2 separate regions of the Homo sapiens genome follow, and region 2 is linked to region 1. Evidence: chromatin loops called from intact Hi-C (ENCODE). Cell type or tissue: K562. All regions are shown on one strand. Links, peaks and the distances in the headings refer to the core of each region. The heading gives the core; the rest is flanking DNA.

Region 1 (2,905 bases), core at 222-2,721:
GCTGAAAGGGCACACACTCACCTGAATCCCAGGAGGTCCCGGTGGCCCAGGGGAGCCAGGCAGGCCTGATGGGCCTCGAATCCCTTCGCTGCCCTGGAAACCAGCGCCGCCCCCCCCCCCCGCCCCACAATAAAGTCAGCAGGGCTTTGCCCCACCCATGGAGACCAGGCCCTGGGTCAAGGGTCCTGGTGACTGCTGGAAACAGGACAGCTGGCTTCTGGGCCCAATCTGTCCCTGTCTAACTGCATATGTGCCACACGTCGCCTCCCCAGGAGGATCTGTCTTCATCTGCAAAGCATCCCCTTTCCTTGCTGCCCCATGAGGAAGGGACAGGGCATCTTCTCCAGTGCTGACCCAGGGGCTGGCATGGCAGGGGCTCAGTAGCATGTGCTGAACTGAAAGCACAGCTTCAATCCACTGTGAAAGCTGCCTGTTGTATTCTACTCCATCAGACCCCCTGCCTCCTCCCCACCTACCTCCCTACCTTTCCCCCCATCCCAGCAGACATGGGCCCGGGCTGCACAGAGGCCTCAACAGCGCACGCAGCACCATGTGGGCTCTGATTCCCCAAGATGAAAAAGTGGGTGCCCCTGTCCTCAAGGAGCTCACAGTCCAGTGAGGGTCATGGGCCCAACACAACCAGGGGCAATACAACAGTCTAAGTGTTCTGTGTGGAAAGGGGCTCAGGGAGCTCAGGAGCGGGGAGCAGTTCCCTCTGGCTGGGGATCAGGGAAAGTGTCACAGAAGTGTCACCAGATGCTAGACTCTGAGGATGTCTGGGATTGGGCAGGTGGAGGAGAAAAGTGCATGCCAGAGGGAACCTAAGAGAAGGATAAAGACTTGCAAGTGGGCACATGCCTGGCCTGGCCAGGGCATCTGGGGGAGCCTGTGGGATGGGCTGGCAGGCAGAAGAGGCTGGAAGAGTCACCATGATGAGTGGGGGCCCTGAACGCTGTGCTAAACTTTATCGAACAGTCAGTGGTTTTTAAGCTGTACTTCTCAGAGCACTGGGGCTTCTGGGGGAGCCTAGAAGCTGGGGGCATGAAGTGGGGACTGAAGAGAGGGACTCTAGGACCCCCACCGTTGTCTTAGCCAGGGAATCTCCGCTTGTATTTGTTTTATAGATTGAGGTTTTTACATTTGCTTTTATGTGATAAAAAGACTCTGGGACTACAAAATAAAGTCTGAAAACCCCTGCTACAGGCACTGGGGAGCCATTGAATGTTCAAAGCAGAAGAGTGATGAGAACTGATGCATGGATTGGAATGTTTACCAGAAAAGGCGGGGGGAGGCAAGCAGCATAGCGGGGAAGGTGGCTGCATTCTCCCAGTGTGGAGAGGGTGGCTGCCCTGGATCAGTGGCTGTAGGGTGGTCAAGGGAAGGAATCCCGCTAGAGAGACCCAGCAAAGGGGAAAATGAACTCGGGGGCTCTGTAATGCCACCAGCCACCAGGAGGGGTCAGCAGAGCCCCAACCAATGTTGGCCCCCACTGGCAGTTGGGATGAAGAACCACTGGCCAGAGGTTTGGGATTCTCTGCAATGACCAGCCTAAGGAGAGCAGGGGCTGCCACTCAGGTCCTGGGGAGGGGAAGGAAGGGGAAGGGGAAGGGGAAGGGGAAGGGGAAGGGGAAGGGGGCTAGCAACCACCACTGTCCCAAGCATGGCTGATCAGCATGGGCTCTGGGGAGGTAGTGAGGTGCCCGGGTCCTCCTGGAGCTGGGAAGGAAGTCTCAGCTCTGCTGCTAACACCACTGTGTGCCTCTGGGCTGCCCCAAGCCTTGTGGGTGTCAGTTTCCTCACCTGCACAGTGAGACGTTCATGCGTGTGCTCTCAGGGGAAAGAGGCTCTCCACAAGGCTCAGGGGAAAGAGGCTCCCACCTGTCCCTCTGAACCCAGGTCCCCCGACCCCAAGCTCAGAAGTCAATCTTCGGGCTTCTTACACCACCCACTCAGCACATCTAGGGAGCCCAGAGGTTGGGCCGAGACAGGGATGTCAGCCCCAAGCCAAGGCAGAGCCATGTCTCCAGCATTTATCAAGCCAAAGTCAAGAGCAGCCAGCATAGGAGCTCCGCCAACTGCTGCTCCCCCAACCCTTGTCACCAGGCAGGACACGGGCCACCCCTGCCCTCTCTGGGCCCTTGGGGACAACTGGAGCACGGCTACCCAGGAGGAGCCCATTCCCCTTCCACGTTGGTGTCCTCCTTCAGGACGTGCTTCCCCCTTCTCTCAGCTCCTCGCTCATCCTCCCGCCCAGGAGACGAAGGTGGCCTGGGCTGCCTATCACATTCTACTCCTCCATCAGACCCCCTGCCTCCTCCCCACCTACCTCCCTGCCTTTCCCCCCATCACAGCAGACAAGGGCCTGGGCTGCACAGAGGCCGCAGGCATCCTGGGCCAAGCAGACATCCCGAGGAGCCCACTGGTCCACTGCAAGCCCTGTCGGCCTCCAGTAGTCACTGGGCCCATCCTGGAGGCCTCTTTTCCCAGCCTCAGTGCAACTGGGTCAGTCTTGGAATTTCCTGAAAGCCTGATGCTAGGGGTGGGACAGGGGCATGGGAGCTGCATGGCTCAGATCTGTGACTTTGCCAACCCAGGGTCCTGCTCACCTTCTCTGCTTGAGGGCCAGGTGGGCCAGGTGATCCAACTTTGCCTGGGAATCCAGGGGGACCCTGTATCAACAAAGGGGCAGGCAGGAATGAAAGTGGGGCTGGAGGGGGAGCTCCCCTTCTTTATTCTTCCTGTGCATGATGCACTGTTGTTAATGCAATTCATTTTGACTTCCTAGAAGCACCACTTGGGAGCATTACGTCTGCCTGGCCTGCTGGGCTGGGGCCCACACAAGAGGCTGGGCTCTCCAGGTCCTGGTTCCTGGAATCAGGCCTGGCCACCCAGGCCGTTCTCCCCT
Region 2 (2,905 bases), core at 131-2,630, 750 kb after region 1:
TCATGCCTGTAATCTCAGCACTTTGGGAGGCTGAGGTGAGTGGATTGCTTGAGCCCAGGAGCTCGAGACCAGCTTGGGCAACACAGTGAAATCCCATCTCTACAAAAAGTACAAAAATTTGCCAGGGATGATGGTGCGTGCCTGTAGTCCCAACTACTTGGGAGGCTGATATGGGAGGATCACTTGAGCTCGGGAGGTTGAGGCTGTAATGAGTGAGCCATGATTGCACCACTGCATTCCCGCCTAGGTGACAGAGTGAGACCCTGTCTCAAAAAAAATAAAAAAGTGGGAACTTGGTAGGCCGTTCATAAGCAGTTGTTTCCAAAGATTTCTGTAGGTCTCACCACTCTGTTTTCATGTCAACCCTGTTGCTTACTGGTAACCCTTCCTCCTTTGTATTTGATGGGTAACTGTTGATACAGGAGTTAAGAAGAAATTACTTAGGCAGATAGTAAGGGGATGGGAGTCCTTGGTAAGTCTTCTCTTTTTAATGAAAAGCAGCCCCAAATCATTTTCTAACAAAGAGCAGCCTGAAAGCTGGGCGCTTGCACAGGTGAATGCAGGCAGGAACTAAGGACTAGACATGTTCAAGATGATGGCTCCATCCTCCCTTTTCTGCCAGCCATGGGTACTGTAAAGGAGTGGATAAGATAGTGCTGATCAACTGGAAAGTCCATTTGCATAAGAAGATTAAGGTGAGGTGACCAGTCTTCCCTGTGCCCTATGTAAACCCATACCTGATCGAACCAATCTGTGAGCCCTACATAAATCAGACACCACGACCTCAAACTGTATATAAAACTCAGCTTATTTGCCACCAGCCAGTCCTTTTCCACTTGGTCATTTTCTGCTAGGTTCCTTCTGCTTGGAGACCCCTTCCTCTGTGCAGGAAGCTGTTTCTCTCTCTTTTCTTCTACCTATTAAACTTCTGCTCCTAAACTCCTTGTGTTTGTCTGTGTCCTAAATTTTTTGGCCCACAACAAAGAACCCAAGGGTATATACCCCAGAAAACGAAGCTGCTTCATAATGGGGGCCTGTCTGGGATACCAAAGTACAACATTCATCGAAACAGTGAGTAAAGGAGTGGACTCCAACTCTGTCTTTTCATTCTGAGGCTCTCAGTCTCCATTTTAGACCTTTCTTGAAGGACAGCCATGGTGTGGCGCTGGAAGAAGTCCTGAGGCAACTGAGGGCTTCTGGCTGGGGCTACCCCCCGGTGTTATCCAAAGGCTTCTGGACTGACCCCTGCTTCCAACCACCCCAGTGGGGTGTCGGCACCAGGATCTCCAACTTTCCTTCATAATTTCCTCCTTCCTTGACCACATTTGTCATATCTCTTATCCTCTCTGTGTATGCAGTGTGCAGGAAGTTTTACACTTCAGGGAAGTAATCTTGTTTGGCAAGATCAGGGAATGTCATAGTAACTGGGGATATAGCTCAGGGGAAGGTGTCTTTGTGATTTTCTAGGAACAGAGGGTTCCTCCCCAACAGTGAGCATGTGTCTCTGCGCTTGGTCTGGCGAGCACGGCATTTCCAGGTCTCTCTCTGTCCTTGGTCTGGAGAACATATGGCATGTCAATGTCACTCTGTCCTTGGTCTAGAGAGCACATGGCGTTTCAAGGTAAACAGCGCCACCTAGTGGAATAGGGATCCTCTCCATGAGGCACATTGTCCTTCACTGAAACACCCTAGCCTCCCAATTCTCTCCCCTTTTTGTGCCTCTCTACTAAAAACCAGGCTTCACGCTACTTCTGTAAATGGGAAAACTCTGCCTTCAACAATTAGGGGTAAAATATCCTCCAAAACCAAATTTTAGTGTCAATACTGTCCCATCAACAGTAAAAGGGCCATTCAATACCTACATTCTTTTAAGGCACCTATTCTGCCTCCAATTAGAGTGGTACTTAATTGGTAAGGGGATTTTAAGTTCAGAAGTTAACGAGAACCATTCTCTAAGGGTAAACGCTTCAGTATGGGCCATAATAGCAGGATATAGAGTTCAATTTAGCACTCCCACTCCATTAAAGGGTCCTTGCCCAACTATTACATAGCTTTTCTTGGGATCCAATTTTTGGGGAGCCAGGTAGATCACACAAATCCAGGAAGTCAAAGGGAAATCACAGGCAGAGGACTAGAGTCACTTGGGTGAGCGTGACTAGCCCCAATCGCTTAGTTCTTCTGGTTCCATGGCTGGAGGTCACGCCTGCAACCATGGGTGGCATGTTCAACAAGGTGCTGGGACCAAGGAACCACGGAGGGAAAACATCAGGGGGACACCCCCACTGTCTTCGTCTCCACCCTGGGTCACACCAAAAGGAAGGAGACTAAAAGGATGCCTTTTTCTCACTTCTCTTTCTAGATGGGTACCATCTTCAGCCTGCACTCCCCTGGAATGCATTCTGAAGCACTGGGACTCCTTTCACCCTGAAACTTTAAAGAAAAAGTGGCTCATTTTCTTTTGCACAAGGGCATGGCCTTTTTATTAGACCTTTGCAAGTGTTACAAAATTAACCCAGCCCTTTTAGCAATCACATTTGGCATGACCAAAGAGAATAATGCCCCCAAATTAGAGAAGCAACTTCTGGGGGATCCATCTGAGGATCTCCCTTATTTGGGGCCCTTTCAAGTTCCCTTCTCATTACAGGACCTTAGGCAAATAAAGAGAGACTTAGGCCAATTTTCTGACAACCCCAATAGGTATATAGAAGCTTTCCAAAATGTAACTTAGGTATTTGACCTCTCATGGAGGGGTGTTATGCTTCTCCTAAGCCAAACCCTAACCACAGCTGAGAGCCAGCCAGCTCTGTAGGCAGCAGAGAAATTTGGAGATGAGGAATATGTCTCCCATAGTAGGCCTAAAAGGAAAAGAGAAAATACGAAAGGCAAAAAAAAAAAAAACGGGAAA

What was found. Peaks named below come from ENCODE experiments on the same cell type or tissue, not always from the same donor. Only the 100,000 strongest peaks of a DNase experiment are listed, where the experiment ranks them.
Region 2: it touches region 1 in a loop (11-fold over the local background); 9 of 110 quality-filtered maps call a loop at or near these places.

The regions. Positions count from the first base shown.
Region 1 is chr1:31,662,566-31,665,470 of GRCh38, forward strand. It overlaps COL16A1 (collagen type XVI alpha 1 chain), which reads right to left. Exons shown (of 71, transcript NM_001856.4): 56 at 2,607-2,669; 57 at 22-93. Among named protein-coding and RNA genes, the nearest start is that of PEF1, 19 kb to the left of the region's middle. In K562, for the core only: a CTCF peak has its summit at 1,451 (motif pointing right); a DNase peak (open chromatin) is centred at 1,476; H3K27me3 peaks cover 915 bases.
Region 2 is chr1:32,412,504-32,415,408 of GRCh38, forward strand. No RefSeq gene overlaps it. Among named protein-coding and RNA genes, the nearest start is that of BSDC1, 20 kb to the left of the region's middle. In K562, for the core only: a CTCF peak has its summit at 1,630 (motif pointing left); a DNase peak (open chromatin) is centred at 1,598.